2 separate regions of the Homo sapiens genome follow, and region 2 is linked to region 1. A link is an interaction called in ENCODE POLR2A ChIA-PET data of the cell type or tissue named here. Cell type or tissue: Panc1. All regions are shown on one strand. Links, peaks and the distances in the headings refer to the core of each region. The heading gives the core; the rest is flanking DNA. Region 1 overlaps DNM3 (dynamin 3). Region 2 overlaps DNM3 (dynamin 3).

What was found. Peaks named below come from ENCODE experiments on the same cell type or tissue, not always from the same donor. Only the 100,000 strongest peaks of a DNase experiment are listed, where the experiment ranks them.
Region 2: POLR2A ChIA-PET joins it to region 1 with 14 read pairs; 2 of 35 experiments call an interaction of 5 or more read pairs at or near these places.

What each region holds. Positions count from the first base shown.
Region 1 is chr1:172,215,629-172,221,016 of GRCh38, forward strand. All of the region lies in intron 14 of DNM3 (dynamin 3), which reads left to right. Among named protein-coding and RNA genes, the nearest start is that of DNM3OS, 73 kb to the left of the region's middle. In Panc1, for the core only: no CTCF peak of the experiment used is centred there; no DNase peak of the experiment used is centred there; H3K27ac peaks cover 2,991 bases.
Region 2 is chr1:172,410,064-172,415,451 of GRCh38, forward strand. DNM3 (dynamin 3) reads left to right here. Exons shown (of 21, transcript NM_015569.5): 21 at 1-2,654. The region is part of intron 1 of LOC102724528 (a long non-coding RNA gene); the gene reads right to left. Among named protein-coding and RNA genes, the nearest start is that of C1orf105, 7.9 kb to the right of the region's middle. In Panc1, for the core only: no CTCF peak of the experiment used is centred there; no DNase peak of the experiment used is centred there; H3K27ac peaks cover 676 bases.

The sequences.
Region 1 (5,388 bases), core at 272-5,271:
AAAAAATGAGAGGAATAGCAAAAACAAATTTTTAAGGTAAAACTATAAATTTTCTTTTGAAATTGTACATATTCGTTGGACTCAATAGTCATCTTCTCTTACTGGAACTAACTAAGAGTTAGTCCCTGTGACTGCTTACAAGGCAGAGCCAGGTAATTGATGCGTCAGAAACCTAGCTGTTGAACCACTGTGTGAATCTTTAGGCCATGAGGCTTAATTCTAATTTTAAGCAGATTTGGCTCTTATAAATCCTAAAGAGTTATAAAGCCTTGAGTTATTTTCTTGAAAATATCTGATAATTCAATTTATAATTTATTCTTAACACTCTCTTTAAAAAAAAAAGAAAGAAAACTTAAAGTATAATAATAATAAAATTAAAAAAAAAAAAAAGAAAAGTAAGGGACCAGATCAGGGGTAGAACAAAGCTGCAGACATATATTTTTCAAACCTGCTGTCAAGGAAATCAGAGGCATAAGAAAACTTGAACAGAATCAAGAAATTTACCATTTAGTTATAAAATTAGATGCAGCATTCCATATCTCATCCAAATATAATAATCTATTGGGAAATCATATTCAGGAGTGGCTTCTCCATCGAAGGTATAATTCCCTTGGAAGATTCACATGTATTTTATACAGTTTATCCCTAAAAATGTTTAAAGACAAGTCTGTGTAAAATGTGAAGTACTTGACTTCCTTATTAGTGACTTTATCTGAGGCATGGTCTACCATAGTAGTGATTACACTGCCCATTAACCAGTGAGTATTGATCTATTTATTCCTGAAAATTTTCCCTCCCCATTTAAAAATAAGCAGAAATAAAAACCTGGCTTCGTCATTTGTGATGGATGCTAAAGTCATGACTAGATAAAAGACTTCAATTTATCAGTTTATGTCTGAAGCCGAAAACTACTTGTTGATCTCTTAAATTCAAAAGGTTACTTGGAAACACTCAAGGCCAAATTGGAGAAAAATGATTAATCCATTTTAGTAAGTGCTTCTTTCTTATAAATGGAATTTAACTCCTTGGGCAAATGTAACGTTCTTTTTACTTCTGTGATTGCTAAAGTTTCTTTAGGATAAACATAGAAAAGAAATGGGAGTAGAGGGAATACACACACACACATGCACACACACACACACACACACATGCTGCAACCACACAAAGCACAAAGCAATTGTTGAATATGTCTGTGACCTTTGTTTATGTTCATATTTCAAAGTCAAGATAAGCCAATTTTCCCACCTAGAGATTTTCCCTCTGTAATTGGATATGTATCTAGATATTTACTATCATAATGGATTCTGGAAATGACACTAAAATTTCATTTCACTACCAGCCAACCAAATTTCTGATCTTTCAAAAATTAGGTCATTTAAAAGCTTTGCAAGAATCTCAGTTTATTAATTGGGGTGACACATTTATAGTTATTGGTTACAATATCAATGGAATCTTTCTTAATAAAACAATGTTCTCACTATAATTATAGTCCACAAGCACTATGAGCCACATAGTGGCATTTAAGATGCTCTCACCTTCTTCAGCCTCCTTACACCTCACTCTTAGAGCATCACTACTATCCCTTAAAATATGGAAAGGTGGAGAAATCTTTCTGAGCTTGGGCACTTCCACTAACTCTTATTTTGCTGCTGGTCCCTGTCCCTTTGAGGAGCAACAGCACTAAAAAGCTACTTTCAGAGATCCAAAAACAACATGGTTCGTGGAAAGCCATGTATTGGTATGGCTGGGGCCTGCCAACCAATTGTGTTCAGTCCTTTACTCTCAGAGATATTTAAAATCTCCTACTGGCTCCTTTTGTGTAGCGGTAAGTGAAGATTCAATGGGACAAGGCTCTAAATGGACTGGAGGCCTCTTTTCCATTAGAGATGTGTTTCCTCATAGACTTTTGTCTTCACACTTTATTTTCTTGTGCCCACTGCCTCTTATTCGATCATTTGTTGTTTCTATTCTCAAACTCTCTTTCTTCTTCTCCTAATTTTGTTTCTGAAAATTTAGCCTGTATCTTACAATCTACTATATACCAGGCAGTGCTCCACTCTCTCCTTACTTTTTTAACTACAGCCTATCAACCAAAGTTTATTCTATGGTTGACTTCCTCTCAGGAAAAAGACTGAGAGGAATAGACAAAACTTTGTAAAGAAATGTATGGGATGGTTGTGGGAGGGAAATCACAATGAGTGCATTTGGAAAAATACATAAACTACCTGTCTTCTTATGTTCATGATCATATTTTAAACTAGAATGGTTAACAGCTGTGTCTTTCCTGAATTATTATAAGCTAGTTTTATAGTGAATAACATTCTATATTTGTTCAGCGTATTTTAGATAATGAGGTAGGAAAAATTTCTGTAGTATATTTATTCCTGCTAAAATAGATTATGGTCTATAGAATCTGGTTATCCGCTATTTAAAATGTTTCCTACATGTTTGAGGGTTTCAAAAGTGTCCTTTTCATTTGTGGAATTTAATTCTATTCTCTAGACATAATCTCAGTGTTATATCATTACAGAGAGTACTTTAGTGAACAGTCAAATAGGAAGAGAGTAAAAGAAGAACACTGGCATGTTGAGCCAGACTCTTAAGAAAAGCAATTAATAAGAAAATAGCTCTGTAGCCCAATGAGAATTAAATAGTGAGATTAATAGAAACTAAATAATTGGATGGTTTGGGTTTGGATTATGTACATGAAGATTTTTTTTTTTAAAGTGAAAGAATTTTGTTCTTTGTTACACTGGTAACATTAAAATTAATGAGTAAGGGTAAGGAGGACTGAGGAATTGAGGTAATTTGTGGTTTCACTGTAACAAGGTGAAGAAGACAACTTTTGGCAAGTTTTTTGTTGGCATATCTGATTTGCACTAATATGATGTTATTTACAATATTTATCCCACTTAAGTGAGTATTTGCATATTTTACTATAGAAACGTGGGGGTTTGTGGTATATGATATATACAAAATATTACCTTTATAAATTCTAAAAAAAATCTGAATTCTGAAATATATGTGGCTCCAAGGACTTCAGATAAGGAATTGTGGACTTGCATATCTATTGACTGTTGGGAGGAAAACTTTAAGAGGTATTATGAGTGAGCTATAACCTCCTCTTTAATAAGAAGAGTCAGTAACTGTTGTCTAAAGTGGTTAAGTTGAGAAGTAAAAGTATAAGCATATAATATAGTGTTATGGATCAGAATATCTAAAGAGAAATTAAAAGAAATTTCTCTTTGAAGTAGAGGTAAAGAGGGTTGGAGCGGGAGACTTGCTTCTCATCACACCTTCTTCAAAACTATGAACTGTTATCATGTGCATGCATTATTAATACTTTAGTTTTAAAAATTAAATTAATTATTTCAACAAACTTGCCTTGAGTTTATGTAATGTGTTAGGCATGGTATCTGGAAGCGTGAAAATTGAAACCTTTGTCTGGGCACAATGGCTCATGCCTGTAATCGCAGTGCTTTGGGAGGCTGAGGTAGGAGAATTGCTTGAGCCCAGGAATTCAAGACCAGCCTGGGCAACATAGAAAGATCTCATCTCTACAAAAAATAAAAAATAAAAGAAAACTAGCTGGGCATGGTGGCATGCACCCCTGGTCCCAGCTGTTCAGGAAGCTGATGTGAGAAGATCGCTTGAACCCCGAAGGTCAAGGCTGCAGTGAGCTGAGATTGCATCACTGCACTGCAGTATCACTGCACTCCAGCCTGGGTGACAGAGGAATACCCTGTCTCAAAAAAAAAAAAAAAAAAAAAAAAAGAAGACGCTCTCAAGAGTTCTAATATGTAAAATAGACTTGTAAACAATGAGGCTTGATATGAAACAGTAAAGTGATCATTTTTATAGCATTATATACAGAGAAGACAGTGACTACTATTTTCCAGCTAAGAGAGTGTACATCTAGGTGTGTATGAGGGTAATGGGCCTGGTGAACTGTAGGAGAGGGAAGAGGAAAGTCAGTCAAGGGAGCCTTCACAGAGGTGCTGGACCTTTTTAGAACGCAAAAGACTCAATCTGAGAGGCGTCAGAGGGAGACAGACACAAGGTGAAGATGTAGAAAAGTTCTTGATGGAGAGCACTCTTCCATGCCCTCCTTGTAGCTAGAGAAAACCAGGCTGTAGCTCCTTTAATTTAAATCTGCCTTCCCCAGCAAACAAGAAGCTATTTGGATATTTTGTTTTGTTTTTCCTGAAGGGTGACAGTAGAGGGTGGGAAAGGTACATTTTACATAGGAGATTTATATCTTAATTTTACTCTCAAAATAGAAGACCCTGAGAAAATACACATGAGCAGGGAATTTTTTAAAAGAAATTCAGTTTAAAGTCAGCTTTTTCTAGATTGCAAGTAAGCTGTGTAGAGTAAGGGAAACATGGCTCATCTGGCCAGGGTTCTAAAGTAGGCAAGCTAACTAAATCTCACAGGAGGTCTTCGAGGAGAGCAAACCCAGAATTCATTGCATTAATCCAGCCTAAATATTTTAAGGACATGAACAAATATGATGATGTCATTGAAGAGAAAGGGTTGTTTGCTTCCATACCCATTTTGGCAGCTGTAGCAGCTGTGGTATCTCTTCAAACACTCAGATTGTAGGTTAAACCCTAAAGTTGAGCCTTTGAGTTTCAGGGCTAGATAGGAGTTTCTTGAAATACCAGCCTTCTGATATAACAGAAATTATGACAGAGGAGCTGTATACAAATTGGCTATAATGGGGAGTGATCAGATACATTGTGAATAAATACAATATACAAAGAGTTAATATTAAAAATATGGAGAATGGGGGAAAACTCAAAAAAGAGAGCTCAAGAATCAATGCTTCAAGTGCATGTAGAGTTAAGAGTGCACATGGGGGAGGCAGTGAGGCCTCTGACAGGTGGTAGGGGAAGTAAGTTGACAGATGAGCTTTATATTTCTTGAAAATTTTCTCTTTATCTCAGTTCACAGAGGCGGATGGGAAAGGAACAGATGTCAGAAACAGCAGTGATTCTCAGGGAAGATTAAATGGTAGAGGAAATGGAGATCGCATTACCAAATAAGATGGGAAGGGAAAGCAGTGTGTTTAAGTAGAACTAGACAGAATGACCAGGTGGAATTTGGATTTGAAGTTTTAGGGGATATCATGTTAAAGCAGTAAACACCAAGCTATCACAATCTGACCCGTTGAGATTCCATTAATTGATAACGATGATGAGTACTTCTTTATTTGTTAATAAAAGCGTGCCATAAAGAATAGGCACATTAAAGTTTTCATTTAAAAATACATGTATTGTTCCATTTCAGAATTGTTAAGAAGTTGAAATATTCTTATAACATTAGAAAGAACTAAGGTTTAGGAAGATTTGGGATTACGTGAGAGTTGCTTGTATCACATCATGT
Region 2 (5,388 bases), core at 139-5,138, 190 kb after region 1:
CTTTGTGGGTACATTTTTGTTCTTTACTCCTAAGTTATTTCTCATAGAACCCAGCCTACTCTAGAATTTCAGCAGTGACATTGGAGAATATTTTTAATTTGCTGCAGTACTATGTCATATTATTAGTATGAATCTCATTTCCCAAAGGGTTTGTATTCTGCTAAAAGGAGATGCCAATGTTGAATGAAGTCTGAAACTCTAGTATGTGCATAGTTTGACGTGCAGCATGCACACCAGGCCTTAAGATGGGAATGTAGCTTAATGATTTTCTGTTTCCCATACCATTTCTAATCTTTTGTGTAATTTTCTCTTAACTGATTGCTCTGATATTGTAAACACAATAGATGTAGCTCTATCATGTCTAGCATAATTTAAAAAATCAGTGTTTTTAGGATTTGGGAAAATAAACTGTAAATGTTTATTTGATAGGTAAATATAGTTTTATTGTCACATGCTAAATATTGCATGCATATTGACTAATTGGAATAACCATTTACTCAATTATGGACAGCTTATTGAAATAGTATTGATTTAGAAAAAGTATATTGCATTTCTAAAAAACATCTACCAAGGTTACTCGTCTGAATATTGCTTTTAGCCGTGTTTTATAACATAGACGAGCAGTAGGGTCTGTTTATTAGCAAATTTCCTATTTGTTCCAATACAAACTCACTTTATTCTAAAGTATATTAATGAAACCAGTTCCTGTGATGTAACTGTAAGCCTTCTCGACTTAGACTTAAAAAGTGGTCACATAGATTAATTTTGTGACTTTTTAGTATAGACTGTAGCCATAATTCTCAAATATGAAATGGGACCTAATACCAGTATGTGATAAATGTTGATGTTTTCTGTGTACAAACACATTTTCTATGCATGTGTCTCTGTGTATATGGCATATACCTAGTAAGTATGTTTCTGTAAGTATGTGTATTTTATGTCCATTTGAGTAGGTAGGTAGGTTTTAAAAATACTAGTTAAAATGCCACAAGCATGAGTGTGATTGTATGTGCACTGTGTGTATATATATAAATATATGTATATGTATGGTTGTAAATATCTATGTATACATGTACTTAGTATGTGTGGTATCAGGATATTTTTTAAACTGTGATAATACAACAGATAGCTTTGAATGATCTGCCATAACATGTGGTAACAATAGTTCATTTCTCATAACATATATGAGGTATACAAAATTTTCTAACTCCAGATTGTAGTCATTTTGAGAGGTACAAAGCTCATAATTACCATGACAACATGGTAATGTCCATAGACATTTGTATCTGAATCCACAAGAAGATCTGAATCTAAGAAGGAATTACCTTTGACAATATTTTTCGGTAAGAAGTAAAACCTCTGGAGACCTATCTTTAAGATCTCTAATTGGAATTATAAATTATTTTTGGATTGCTGAGCTGAATCTTAAAAAGCCAAGTTGATATACATAGTCATTTTTCCTCTATGGTAGAAGTAAAAAAAAAAAAAAAGGACATAGCAACATTAAAGTAGTGGATTTTTCTGAGTAAATTTGCTGAAAATATAAGAGAGAAGCTATCTAATACCTTGGAGGTAGGTCATCCACTTTTTCAGGTAAACATTTTTCATTTGGCAAATGGCATAATTATTTGAAAGTGACAGGAATCTCCTCAGAATGAAGAATAAAGCCTACTAGGTCTCTAACTGTTGAACTCATGAAAGAAGATAGTGTATGAGACTTAAGCCATGAGTTTTGTATCATTTCAATTAGAAGACTACTAGCTGTGAGCTCAGAGTTTAATGTAAATGAATCTAGATGATTTTGAAGAAATGATTATTCGTTCACCAGATCACTCATTGTACATTCTAAAAAGCTCAAATGAGTCTTCTAGATACTCTTACTCATCCTGTCTGGTTGCTATGTTTAAAATTATGTGGTGCTGTGTAGGTGAAACTTTAAGAATATTTTTGAAGCATATGTAATATATGCACTGCTATTTGTGTGTGTGTGTGTGTCTTTGTATATATGTAAGAATGTGTGTATGTGTGAGAGCAAGAGAGAGGAAACTCAAAGAGGAGTGTTTGTCTTAAGACCTGTTCATACTGGTATATTGGTGAGACTTCTCACTTCTGGTTGGAGGTTTCACATATGGCTCAACTCAAGTCATTAATCTCTTTTTAATTTTTACTCTTGAATTCCTTAAACTTCGCTCATTATGAAATGTTTTAAAATTATGACAAAAATTACTCTGTCTAACCACTTGCCTTGTCTGCTACCAGTTTGTTAAAAATTATTCCCCCCAACCAGTAATTCCACCAGTACTACTTGATTTGTGTTATATTTCCTATGTACATGTACAGCCTTTGTTTTGCTTGCTTGTCTATTTTTACTTTCCCTTTTTTGGGTCAAATTTTTCTTTTGCTTTGTTTGAAGAAGGAATATACAGAAGTAAAATCTTGTCTTCTCTGCTGATTCTTTAATTAATATGAGCCGGATACTTTCCACTGTCTTCTTGGCACTTTCAGGATTTCTTAATGCTGATATATGGACTCTTAGAATGGAATTTTTGAAGAAAAATCTCAAAGCCTGTATCGTTCTTGAAGGTCACATGTACCTATTGTGAAAATGTGAAGCTGTATTTCTGAAGCTGAAATAAATTATAACATTTGAAGGACCCCTTTTCCTCATTCTTGTATATATTTGAGTCATGTCTATGCCTTTCAGTAATACCTGAGACTTCTAAATATTTATAGCTCTTTTGATTAAATTGTCCCAGAGTTACCAAAGTAAAGAATGATAGCATTTTCCATTTCTGTCATTAATTTGGAGAAAGATGGGATTTTTAAAGGGAACAAATTGGATAAATCAAAGGCAGGAGAGTGGGAGACATTGTGTTTCTGATTTGATGTCATTATTGGAATCGATTGACGAACACAAACCTTAGCAGGAGGGTATGATGTGACAGTTACCAAGAAGCACCATGACAGTTTGCTGTTGAAAATGAAGCATTTATTTTAGAAATTCTGGGAAGTGGAAGGAGGAAAGATGGTGTGCCCAAATGTTAGGTCCACAGAAGGCATTTCTTATAGCAAATATTTTAGCTCCTGACCCAACAATTAGCCTCTGTTATTTGTTCACTGGGCATAGACAGGACAATTTGCCCCTTTCAGTTTCCCCAGTTTTTTGTTTGTTTGTTTGTTTTTGAGACGGAGTTTCGCTCTTGCCCAGGCTGAAGTGCAGTGGCACTATCTCGGCTCACTGCAAGCTCCGCCTCCCGGGTTCACGCCATTCTCCTGCCTCAGCCTCCTGAGGAACTGGGACTACAGGCGCCCGCCACCACGCCCGGCTAATTTTTTTTGTAATTTAGTAGAGACGGGGTTTCACCATGTTAGCCAGGATGGTCTCGATCTCTTGACCTCGTGATCTGCCCGCCTCGGCTTCCCAAAGTGCTGGGATTACAGGTGTGAGCCACCGCACCCGGCCCAGTTTCCCCAGTTTTAAGAGAATGTATTCAGAAAATGAAAGAATGACACAACTTTGTCCTAATTTTGAGTTTCCAGAGAATAGAGGAAGACTCTCTATTACAAGAGTTTTGATGACAAGTCCCTTATCAATTGACATATTCCCAGATTGTGCCATCTAAATGCAGAAGACAAGAAGGTGATAGGAGGAGAGAGATGTTGATTTATTTTCTTTCTGCGATCAGGGCATGCTCATTGTGAAAAGATGAACTGGACAGATTGTTGTGTGAATTTACTCTTTCCTGTGGGATTTCTTTTTCATATCTATACATTTTCCATGAGTGGAACATCTGTACCTTCAAAGGAAGCTTCTTACTGGAAGAAAGATTCTGGATGCGAATCATGCTGTATACCTGTGTTCTGTTTGTTTGTTTTGTTTTAACTGCATGATTTTGAAGTATGTTAATCATATATTCAGAATAGTTTCTAAAGGTAATTTCCAAAAACAAAGAAACTTATTGTAACTATTTGGCAATTTTCCATTGGTGTTTTAAATAGCTCTGGCATTGGTGTAAACATATGCTCAATCTGTTTCCAAGATTTTTGTTTTTCTGATGGGACCTTTAAATTTCATATTGAGAAACGTGTTTAGTATTTGGTTTAGAGTGACCTCAAACTTTGCTTCCAAGCACTTCAACACACACCTGGCATAGCCACTTTTCAGACCTGTTACTAGTATTATTTTATATTATGGCAGCCTAATAATTAGAATACATACAAGAGATATTGGCTAAAACTACAACCTTAATTCAAAATTTCTCAAAGTGCATTCCATGAAATCTTAATAAGTTTTACATACACATACACCAATGGTTTTTTGGCCAAATATGCTTGAGAAATAATGACTAAAAATCAAATGTTTCTTTATTGAAAGACTTCACAGAAACCTTAAAATCAGACTGCATTGTGAATCTCCAAGAGATGAGTAATGTCTACATATTTCTCAGACTTATTTGACCATAGAACATCTCACAGATCTAGTGTCCTGAGGCACATGCCTTAGGAAACTGCTTCAGTGGCTTTAAGCCAAAGGAAAAGACATTGAGTGTGATTTCCTCAGTACAGACTCTCACTAACAAAAAGTTGGATGATAAAATCAAATGTACTACTCAGGAGGCTGAGGCAGGAGGATCAGTTCAGCCCAAGAGTTTGAGACCAGATTGGCAACACAGCAAGACCTCATCTCTAAAAAAAAAAAAAAAAAAAGTTGTTTGTTTTAATTAGCTGGGCATGGTGGCTCATGCCTGTAGTTCCAGCTACCGGAGAGGCTGAGGCAGGAGGATCAGTTCAGCCCAAGAGTTTGAGACCGGATTGGCAACACAGCAAGACCTCATCTCTAAAAAAAAAAAAAAAAAAGTTGTTTGTTTTAATTAGCTGGACATGGTGGCTCATGCCTGTAGTTCCAGCTACCGGAGAGGCTGAGGCAGGAGGATCACTTGAGCCCAGGAGTTTGAGACTGCAGTGAACTGTGATCGTGCCACTGCATTCCAGCCTGAGGAGTGGAATGGGACCCCACCATCTCTTAAAAAAGAAAAAGACCAAATGTAAGAGCAACAAGAGCTCTCAACTAAGGGCAATTCATCTGGAGCTCTGGTACTTTGTCAAAGGAGTATCTGACTCTTAAGGAGGAAAGTCACATTGGAACAGGTAGCACAAAAGCAGTTTAGAGACATACATGCATTGAGTCTTAATGAGACTTATGAAGGATTCAGATAATTTTATACCTTACCTTTTCTCTCTGACTCTCCAAAAAAGGGATTCTTTAAATTACCTCCATGAGATTATTGTGAAGGAAGGCATCCAGGTTGATCTAAGATTAATCATCAGAGAAGAATGTTGAAGACTATTCCTATTGCCTTTCTTTCCTCCCTTTCCCAAGCCTTCAGG